Linked DNA regions of Mus musculus: region 1 is linked to region 2. A link is a loop called in an ENCODE intact Hi-C map of the cell type or tissue named here. Cell type or tissue: left cerebral cortex. All regions are shown on one strand. Links, peaks and the distances in the headings refer to the core of each region. The heading gives the core; the rest is flanking DNA. Region 1 holds the start of Gm39673 (a long non-coding RNA gene). Region 2 has its middle 20 kb from the start of Gm39674.

Region 1 (5,375 bases), core at 269-5,268, 57 kb after region 2:
GGCTCCTCTGTGCTGCTTGTCACTCAGGCTGTCCCAGACTAAATCACGTGGTGTGGAATGTCCTGCCACCTCATGAGAGGTTAGGAGCTGGCTATTATAACTCAAAACTTAACTAGCACCACAATAAACTGCCTGGTTTATTGAGCCACCTCAAACTGCACTGTTCTCTTCATTTTCTAAATCTATACCTGAAGTCCAGAGCTCTTCTACAGAATCTTGTGTGACGTTGTTTCCTGCCAAGGTCCCAGCAGGTATTCCCAATACAACAGCATTCTTTCCATGGCCTGGACTTCCCTACTGTTGGTTGTTCACAATTCACATAGACACAGAGCCCTTGACTGGGCAGCAGTTAAGTCCCCTATTCACCTATGACTGTGACATTCTATGTTCAATCTCTCTCTCTCTCTCTCTCTCTCTCTCTCTCTCTCTCTCTCTCTCTCTCTTCAAAGTCCATCCATCTCAATGAACAGCTATAGTTAGAGCAGCCATTCTAGAGCATCACATGGAGTTTTACACTTTCATTATCAGTTATATTTTTATGCACTGGTCCATCACATTGAAAAATCAATGACATAGTTAAAACCAGAAAAACAATAGGTGTATAGCCTCTTTCATAACGCATGTGTCTGTTACCTAGAGGAACGAATCTGTGGGTGTCTTTATAGGCATATGTTGTATCTTGTATCTTAAGTTTGTTTAACTGGGTTTTCCTAAGTATGTTCACTCGACACTCGGCCGACTCCATGGGTACGGAGCTCAAGAAGTTGATGCTCACTCTGGAATTCCGTGAAACAGGTTGTGTGCAAGTATCTGACATGCTTTGGTTTTTGTTGTTGTTGTCATTGTTTTGTTTGTTTGTTTGTTTTTGTACGAATGTTTCGTCCTCATGTATGTCTGGGTACCATATACACAGAGTGCTCATAGAGGTCAGATGAAGCCATTGGATCCTCTGGAATTGGAGTCACAGACAGAGGTGAGCCCCCGTGTGGTTGCTGTTCTCTTAACCACAGAGCCATCCTCCAGCCCCCTGAGGTGTTTTAAATTCATCAGTGATGATTTATATAGACAATTAGTCTGCTGTCCTGGGCATCCATGAAGCCAGGCACGTGCTTTTTGCCTAATATACCATACCCTGTTGTAAGCACTCATGTGACCTTTCACCCCCTAAATGGACACTGCAGAGGGGTTTGCTCGACTGTACACCATTCTCTGATGTCACTGGCTGGTCACTACCAGGCTGTTAGCACGCAAGGAATGAGATCTCTGACACAGAACAAGGCGCTTTCTGAGACCTGCCTAGCAAACTCTGCTTGGATATGTTTGTCAGTCCCTCACAGCTGACTCTCCATGTTCAGAATAGGCAAGGGCTCGAGAGCCATTTCTCCTCCGTTTCCCACATACATACATAGTTCTCTTATTGCTGCTTTAGACCAGCTTGAAGAATTTTACGCTTTTCTTAATGTGCTTATTGGTATACCGGAGTGGCTGGTGTTAATGGAGAAATGTTTTTTTCTTCTGCATAACACATTAGTAAATTCTATCCTGTAAGAGGAACTCAGACTACACAGTTAACACAGATTACTGCAGGCCCTGGTAAGAGTGGCTGCTGAGGGGTCTGGTATTGCTGCCTGTAAACTATGCAAGTGTCCCCAAGAAGGAGAGTATTCTCCAGGCTGCAACAGAGATCCTCAGGGCAGGACAGACATCTCCATCCTTATAAATGACCGCTCCAGGTGATCTCTACTGTCCTGTCCTAGTGTCCAGAGTGCCTCTGGTGTAGCAGAGAAGGAAGTCTTAGAGAAGGAAGCCCAGATTCTTTCATGGACCATGCCTTCTGTCTGTCAAAGATACAGCGAGGGCCTGAAGCAGCTTTCCACAAACAGTCCCACCTCCTCCAATCATCTCCCTACCAAGAAACCAGAGACCTTCAAACAAGCCAGCTTAGTCCTTCTCCTAGCTCTAAAGCTATCACAGAATGTTCAGACTAACACTGTTGCTCCTACTTCATCTCTACTGCCACCCCTCACTAGCCCCTTCCAGTTTCCGTGCCATTCCTAAAGGAGCCACAGGCCCCTTGTCCCAGGAGGGCTTGCCTAGAAGGTCACTCCTCAGAGAAGCCCTCCAGCGTTTTCCTTTCATATTAGTTGGTCCCACTTTTTATCCAAGCACCTATGAGTTCTCAGGACCTTCTCATCCACACACGTCCCTTCCCTTGCAGGAAGGCTCAGGCCACTGCCCTGCCTCGTGCACGTATAATCTACCAAGCCTGGATTCCTCTCTAGTGGCCCCCAGTCTAGAATTACAGCCAGGGCACCAGCCTGCTTCTGGAACAAGTGTTAGCATTTTGCTCACAGCAGCTCTGGAAATTAGATGCTAGCCCCAAACCCCGTGATTCAGTCAGCAGCTTGAGAAGGCTGGGTCAGGAACACAGGGCTCTCCTTTCTTCTGAGAGATAGCAGTTTTCCAAAGGCTGGGGCCACTGAGGAGAGCTGAGTGGCAGGCCTGAGAACTGACCTGCATGCTGGAAGCCAACCCTCCATGGCACCGTGCCAACGGTGACACTTAGCGAACCAGGCAATTGCCCAGCTTTGGAAAGGAGGTGCCACCTAGCTCTGGGATTGTGGTGTAGCTAGTGCTGGGATGGGATTGGACTTTCCTTTTCAGAACAAAGACAAACACACTCCTCTGGGAAGCCCATCCTGGGAGAGACTGTGTGTATCAGAGGCCCCACTTCCGTGCCAAGTATTCAAAGCCCGTGGCCTGGCTTGCTTGCTCTAGCAGTTCCTGGCAGAGGACATGGGCATTCTCCAGCTTGGAAATTTAATTGCCTACCATAGCCATGAAGCCCATTTCCAAGGCAAAAAAAAGAAAATTGAAAGGAAAAAAAAAAGAATAAGAAAAAAGAAAAGCCACATGAGTTGTAGGAGAAGTTCTCACGGAAGCAGCTAAGATGAGCTGGCTGCTGCATTTGACCGTCAGCCTTTGTGGGAGGCCAGTTTTTCATAAGCCAGTCCCAGAAGCTGTCGTTCAGAAGAGGAAGAGCAACAAAGACAGCTCTGTCAGCAACGAGAAAATGGAAGTCACAGGCAAAACCAGAAAACGCTGTCCCCTGGAATCATCATGATCTGCAGGATAATTGTGCCAAGCTCGGACGCCCAGGAGTGGACGCTGATGGCCATGCCAGGGTCAGGTGGACTCCTATTGTTCTCATTTCTAAGCAATGAGCTTGTCTTAACCTCTTTCCTGTGTCCCAGTTTTAAAAAAAAAAGTTTTCTTTGTCTCACTCAGACAAATGCAGCTTCACAATGAGCTACCCTCTCCTGCAGACAGACCTCTTAGCTTCTCAGTGAGCTACCCTCCCCTGCAGACAGGCCTCTTAGCTTCTCAGTGAGCTACCCTCTCCTGCAGACAGACCTCTTTGCGTAGACCCGTCCACTCTCAGGGAGCTTGTGTTTCTCTTGCTTGAAGAGAGCAATTTCTTAGAGAAAGGAGCATGGAGGGGTGGAGGGGGCAAAGCTGCTTGCTGCCTCTTTTTCTCATATTGGTGCCTCAATCTCAGCCTCAGCTTCGGAAAATATGGTAGGGCTTAGCCCAGAGGACAAGGATCACAGGTCTCAGGCCACAGTAGGTGTTTAGGCTCGGGGGGGGGGGGGGCAAGGGGCGGGGAAAGCTGTCATGCATCCATCTATAAGGATTTCTTAGCTCTTTGACAATTTTAAGAGTACATCTGGCAAAAGGACACTGTCTGCTAACATCTCAAACTCAACAGCAATAAACAAGTTCGAAGACTTGGCCACTATGGCAGAATAGAAAGAAACCAGCAGGCCTCATCTGGGGGCTTGGGATGAGGAATGAGATCTTTAAATGATATAAAGTAAAAACGAGCCTTGACATTCTTGTTTTTCTTTTTTCCTTTTTTAAGATGAATCTTTTCTCAAAAGTCCGGAGTTGAGGAAAGTGATGACGGGCAGAGGCAGATGCAGACGAACTGGAAACCCACCACAGCTGGAATGAGGAGGCTCAAAGGACGTAGAAGCCCCCATATCCAGCTCTCAGAATACTGAAATAGTGGATTCCAAGAAATTAAAAGTGCCCTAGGAGCCTCAGGCTTGGAAAAGGAAAAGGCTGAGGGGGCTCTAGTCCCCAGAAGGACATTTCACTCAGTGTTGACAAGCTGTCAGACGGCCAAGTAGCAGGCAGGATGGAGCAGAGACAAGGATGGCTCAGGGATGGCTGGACCCGACCTTCCCCAGGGCTCCTCAGTTATTCACGCTCTGCTCTTTGTTTAAACTAAAACTTCATCTCAAGACCCCAAAGATGGACTTCAGGGGAGGGGGGCACTTGACACCCCATCTCTCTCCCTAATGTAGCTACTCTGGAAACAAACAAACACTTTTTTTTTATCATTATTGCTTGTTTTCTGAGGGCAAGTCACTGGGCTCAATGTGAGAGCTACTGGGGCCCAGACTATCCCCAGTTGCTCCAGAAACAGTGCTTGCTATTTGGTAGACATTAAGCACGCCATGTAGTCTGAGGGAACCTCAGGTCTGTCTTAGTAATTCTACTTCTTGTCCGGGTTCTGGGTACTACCTTCATTCTACCAGGGAGCTCAGGTAACTCAGCTAACTAACATAAAGACCAGCCCTTCTATTGGGATCCAGGTCAAATGAAAACAGGGAAGAAAGATGGGGGAGAAGAGAAGGCAAAGAAACTACTGTTTTACAATTTGTCATTCATTTTTAATGCTTGCTGTATCCCACTCTGTGCCAACCTGTGTTAGGTACCAGAAAGATACCTGTGGGTGAAGTGTCCCTCCACCGCGAGTCTTTCAGAGCTTCTGGGATGATGTTGACCACTGAAACAGCACTCAATGCAAGGAGAGCGTGAGACCCAGGTTCCAGCAGGGCTGCTGGGGATGGGAGAGCTTGGGTTATTGACTTGGGCACTCCTTTCTTCTTCTTCTTCTTCTTCTTCTTCTTCTTCTTCTTCTTCTTCTTCTTCTTCTTCTTCTTCTTCTTCTTCTTCTTCTTCTTCCTCCTCTTCCTCCTCCTCCTCCTCCTCCTCCTCTTCCTCCTCCTCCTCCTCCTCCTCCTCTTCCTCCTCCTCCTCCTCCTCCTCCTCCTCCTCCTCCTCCTCCTCCTCCTCCTCCTCCTCCTCCTCCTCCTCCTCCTCCTCCTCCTCCTCCTCCTCCTCCTCCTCCTCCTCCTCCTCCTCCTCCTCTTCTTCTTCTTCTTCTTCTTCTTCTTCTTCTTCTTCTTCTTCTTCTTCTTCTTCTTCTTCTTCTTCTTCTTCTTCTTCTTCTTCTTCTCTGAGACAGGGTTTCTCTGTATAGCCCTGGCTGTCCTGGAACTCACTCTGTAGACCAGGCTGGCCTC
Region 2 (5,375 bases), core at 171-5,170:
GGACTAAACACATCTACACCCTCAGGCTCAGCCCTCTCCAGCCTCCACATTTCCTGATGTATTCTTCCTTTACCTCCAAGATCCTGTTCCCTATGGTAGCAAATCAAAGGAATGGGACACTGGCTATGCCAGAAATGACATGACCTTCACATTATTGGGGGTATCGGTCTGCTCAATAATTGCCTAATCTTCCTTGGTGGAGGAGGTTCTTAATAAAATGTAACTGCATGTGTTTGGGGGCAGGGGCTGGAGAGATGACACAGCAGTTGAGAGCACTGGCTGCTCTTGTAGAGGACCTTGGTTCCCAGCACTCACACAGCCACTCACAACCACCTGTAACTCCAGTCCCAAGGTACCAGATGCCCTCTTCTGGCCTCCATGGGCACTCATTAGCCATGTACACGGTGCACAGGCAGACATACACGCAAGCAAACATACACTAAAAGCCAAAACAAACCTTTTTTAAAAAATGTGAATGGACGTTATCGGGAGAAATTTCTAGTAAATGCTTTTCTAAGTGCTGACTCCTCTGAGAGGCACCCCGTTGTGCGGTTTTCCTTCCTGGGGCTTGGAACGTGGACCTGTGGGCTGGAGCTGCAGCATCTTTTAACCATGAGATGGCATTCATGTTGGAAGACTTTTCCCAATCATAGTGGGACATCAAGACAGTAGATGACCAGAAAGCCACCGCTTTAGTCCCTGACTGTCCACATCAAGAGTCCTCTCATAGAATAGAAGTGCGGATCCTTGTCTGAATCTTTGTGTGGCTTATGCCACTGTCATCTGGAAACTGACAGGACTCTGGAGTAGGAAGCAAATCCTTACAACTGTGTTTAGGATTCAGGAATTTTATCTTCAAATTCCCAGGACCTTAGCTTCCCTAAACATGTACTTTGTACCTTTTGAGTTAAATAAAAAAAGTATAGGCTGGTACTGTAGCTCAGTGGTAGAGAGCCTGCGTGCATGCATGATGCCCTGGGTTCAATGAAGCACTGGCTTAAATTCCCAGTGCTCAAAAAGCAAAACAAAACAAAAAAAAAAACATTATTATGTCTCTTAGTTTGGTTTCTGCAGCTGTGACAGACACCAAAACCAACTTGTGAGAGAGGGGTTTATTTCAACTCTTAAAATAATTATTATTTGTTTGTTTATTTATGATTTTATTATTTATTATTATTCATGTCTGGGTGCATCATGTGCATGCCTGGCTCCCATGGAGGTCAGAAGAGAGCATTGGATCCACTGGGACTGGAGCTACAGACGGTTATGAACTGTCATGTGGGTGCTGGAAATTTCCCAGGGTCCTCTGCAGGAGTAGTCAGTTCTGAGTCATCTCTCCAGCCTTGAAGCTTACAGTCAGGGGCAGAACTTAGCGGTAGAGCCTGAAGGCAGGAACTCAAGCAGAGACCACAGAAGAATGCTGGCTAATGGCTTTTTTTCCATGGTTTGTTTAGCCTGCTATCCTACACCCAGGACCACCTGCCTAGGTGCGGCACCACCCACAGTGGGCAGGGCCTTTTCACACCAATCAGTAATCAGGAAAATCCCCGCAGACGTGCCCACATGCCAATCTGATGTAGGCAGCTCCTCAATTGGCAGCCCCTCTTCTCCTATGTCTCTAGTTTGTGTTAAGTTGTCAAACACAAACTAGCATATGTCATGTGTTCATATGAATTGGATATTCACAACCTCCAGAGCTCTGGTCTGCCTCAAAGGGAGGTGACAAGACAGGCTGGCCAGGTCTACAGGTACAAAATGAGGCCACCTCACTCCATAGGCTTTAGTTCTGGTGCCTCTGAGTCTCAGTTCAGGACTTTAGTCAGTTTCTCACTGCCGTGACAGTGAGACCTGTAGGTCAGACAGTCCAGTCCACCAGTAGCTATTGGCCAGAGGCAACAAGACAGGTGGCCCACAGGCTGGCTGTCTCTGCCTAATTCATGTCATCCTGTTGAGTGCCATCTGGCTGTCAGCTTCTTGATTCTCTAACTGTCCCTCCTCAAGGACCCTCTTAAAGGCACAGACAGATTCACTGGTGGTGTCTTTCAAGGGCCTTTACTCAGCCTTTCTGGGGCAAGGCTCACAAAGAAAAGGGCCAGCACAAAGCGGGCATAGGGTTTCAAGAGCCATGCTGCCTCGGGTGAAGTATCTAAAGAATTACTTGTTTTGAGTTCCCCCACCCCTGAAGTGCTGTCCCCTCTGTGGGCCTTGTGGAACGTGGAGACTGGCCTTATCTGGTTTGTGATTCTCCTTTGCCCCAGGAGAGACTGGAAAAACACTCTTTCGAGGAGCTGATGGGAAATTGACCCACATTAGCACAACACTGGTCTGTGCTGAATCGGGACAGGAAGGTCCATTTCAAAGAGGAAAAATAAATGTTCTTTGTAACCAGGCCAAGGCTAAACATGCCTTCTCTCTATTGGTCCAGATCTGTGCCACCTCCCACTGCATCCGTAGGTGTGCTGAAAGCAGGCTGGAGACTTTTATAGAGACTGTCGCTGTCACCATGGCACTGGGTGCTGTACTCTGCTGTATCAAAATGTCAAAGGAAGAAAGCATAAACACGGGGCCTTTCGATCTGCAGGCATTGCTGGGTGCTTCTATGTGTGTCTGCCTCTGCATTCAATGTCAGCAGTAATGTGATCAGCCAGGAAAGCTAGCTTCTCCGCAGATCTCAGGAACTCACAGCCAGGCCAGCCATGCCCCGTGATTTAATTTCCCTCACAACAGCCTTGCAACACTATAATCCTCATTTTGTCTGTTCAGGGATTAGGCTCATCCATGTGCATCCAGGGTTTGGAATGGAAAGTGTGGGATTTTAAGACAAATTAATGAAAGATTTATTCCTGGAAACTGGGAATTGAGCTGAGGGAGGCAGCAGAGGCGGCGGGGCATCTGAGACTAGCCACAGAGAAACTCTGTAGCCAGCTGTTAGCTTACCAGGCACTGAGCACAGAAAGGAAATGTCAGAGTCCAGCAGGACAGCAGTGTGGAGGGGCCTAGGCCTGGAATGGACCAGGCTGGACTGAGTGGTGGCATCTGCTCTAGGTTCAGAGGTTTATGCTGGCAGGGGTTTGTATTTCTTATGCTTACACCAGCCAAACGGACTGGGCTGGGCTCCAGGATGAGGTCAAATGTGGGTGGGTCTCTTTCACATGCTCTCTCTGGCTTGAACAACAAATGTGTTTCCTCATGGTGCCACTCAGCTTTCCATCTCTGTGACAAGTGCCACCCCCCCCAAAAAAAACCACCCTGAAAAGAGAAAACTCCATTTTATCTCATGGTTTCAGAAGCTACAACCCAGGGTGGCTTGGTCTTATCATCCAGGGCCCATGGGAGACAGCCCAGTACATCACGATGACAAGGGTACATGGAAGAAGATGACAAGGTACCTCAGGAAAGATAGGAAGAAAACATACACACACACACACACACACACACACACACACACACACACACACACACACACAGAGGGGGGGCAACATCGCAATATTCCCCCCAAAGGGCTTGTCCCCAATGTCTTAAATTCTCTAGGTCTCACCTCCTAAGAGTCCCACAACTTCCCAATAGCCCAGCAGCTGGATAGTAACTCATCAACACAGGAGGTTTGAGGGGATGTGAAAGATCTAAACCAAGGCCGATGGGGTGACCCACTGGGTAAGGTGCTTGCTGCTAACCCTGATGGTGTGAGTTCCATCCTTGGGACTGACATGTTGAAAGGAAGAATTGACTCCTGCAAGTTAGTCCTCCACTCTGTCCTCCACAGATGAACCATCCCTCCCCTCCCATCCCCATCCCCCCCCCCATATCCCTCAGTAAATGTCAGTTTAAAAATGACAACAACAAGAAGCCATACAGCTGGGGCTGTAGCTTAGTCTGCCTAGTCCATGCAACGTCCTGAGTTCATTCCCCAGCACCATCAGAAAAAAAGGAAATCCAAACCAAAATACCCATCAGAAATGAAAGCTGCACAGGTGACCATGATGAACTCCATGTCAGCGTCATGAGAGATAAATCCATTGATGTCGAGACAATGGGACATTGAGTGGTTTGAACACATTATCCAGTATAAGAGACTGGAGAACTAGAAAAAAACATTCCAACCTGCCATATTTCCCAGAAGAAACAGAATATCAACACAAAAGAGGAAGAAATGCAGGTAGAAACCAACTGTGTCCCACCCCAGAGTTTGGTGCAGTGTCCAACTGTACAAGCTGAGGAGGTTTCTGTGTGCTGGAGGGGTGCCGTCTGTTTGGGGGATTGCTTAGTGCAATGGGGTCAGGACTGGAAGGGTGCTGGGCAGGGGGTGGTAGATTGATTGGACAGAGGCAAGTTCTGCTGGAGACTTCAGAATTCTTCTTTAATGTCATAGTCAAGCCTGGCAGTGGTGGCACACACCTTTAATTCCAGCACTCAAGAGGCAGAGGCAGGTGGATCTCTTTGAGTTTGAGGCCAGCCTGGTCCACAGAGTGAGTTCCAGGACAGCAGAGGCTACACACAGAAACCCTGCCTGGGGGAAAAAATAGTCATGGTCAAATTCAGGGAAATGACAGATTTGGAGGTCACAAACTAACTTTGGGTTCTGAAACACTCAAAACCCTAAAATATTGTGAGTAGCACGTATGAAAGATGGAGTCACACGATTTCCTTGGTAGCAGTTGTCACAGACCCTGTCCATTGGAATCCCAAACCTGACCATGTGGATGCAAGGTCTCGGTTCTAGATCCTAGAATGTCACCCCTACAAAATGAGACCAAGTAGCTGGTTGATGCCTCTGTGGTTAAGAAGAGCATTGGATCCACAAATATGAGGACCTCAGTTCAGATCCCAATACCTAAGTGAAAAGCAAGAAAACTTGGCGTGGCTGTGAATGTGGCTGTGTGCCTATAACAGCAGCACGGTGTGGGGCTGAGAAAGGAGAATCAGAGGGGTGCCAGTTGTCAGCCTAACTCTGGTTTCAGGTATAGATCCCTGGCTCAAAGGAAGAAGGCAGCAGTGACAGACCAGGACATTTGGTATCCTCCTCTGGCATTCGTAGATAGGCACTGGTATATGTATAACACACACACATGAATACACATGCACACACATAAACACACACACATATGCATACACATGCACAGACACATCCACACACATGACCACAGATTCACACACACAACCGCAGATTCACAGTGGGAGAACACTAAAGAGCTCCAAGTGCTTTGATGCCCACACTCGGTTGCCTTGGTAGCAGCAGCAGATGTGCCCATCGTTTGCAGTTCTCACTGACTAATGGCCACTCTTTGAGCATGCCCAATGGAGAAACTAACAGAGCCAGGGTTCAGATAGAAGATGAAGTGTCTGCTAGTCCCTGCTGTAGACTGAATTAGACCACG

Evidence for each region. Hi-C counts contacts between places; a loop is a spot of excess contacts. Peaks named below come from ENCODE experiments on the same cell type or tissue, not always from the same donor. Only the 100,000 strongest peaks of a DNase experiment are listed, where the experiment ranks them.
Region 1: it touches region 2 in a loop (2.8-fold over the local background); 5 of 42 quality-filtered maps call a loop at or near these places.

What each region holds. Positions count from the first base shown.
Region 1 is chr11:31,711,038-31,716,412 of GRCm38, reverse strand. It overlaps Gm39673 (a long non-coding RNA gene), which reads left to right and starts at 986. Exons shown (of 4, transcript XR_872338.2): 1 at 986-3,190; 2 at 3,923-4,894. In left cerebral cortex, for the core only: a CTCF peak has its summit at 2,616; DNase peaks (open chromatin) are centred at 2,488, 2,671 and 3,013; H3K27ac peaks cover 3,109 bases.
Region 2 is chr11:31,768,219-31,773,593 of GRCm38, reverse strand. No RefSeq gene overlaps it. Among named protein-coding and RNA genes, the nearest start is that of Gm39674, 20 kb to the right of the region's middle. In left cerebral cortex, for the core only: a CTCF peak has its summit at 373 (motif pointing left); DNase peaks (open chromatin) are centred at 1,367, 1,941, 2,455 and 3,032; H3K27ac peaks cover 3,457 bases.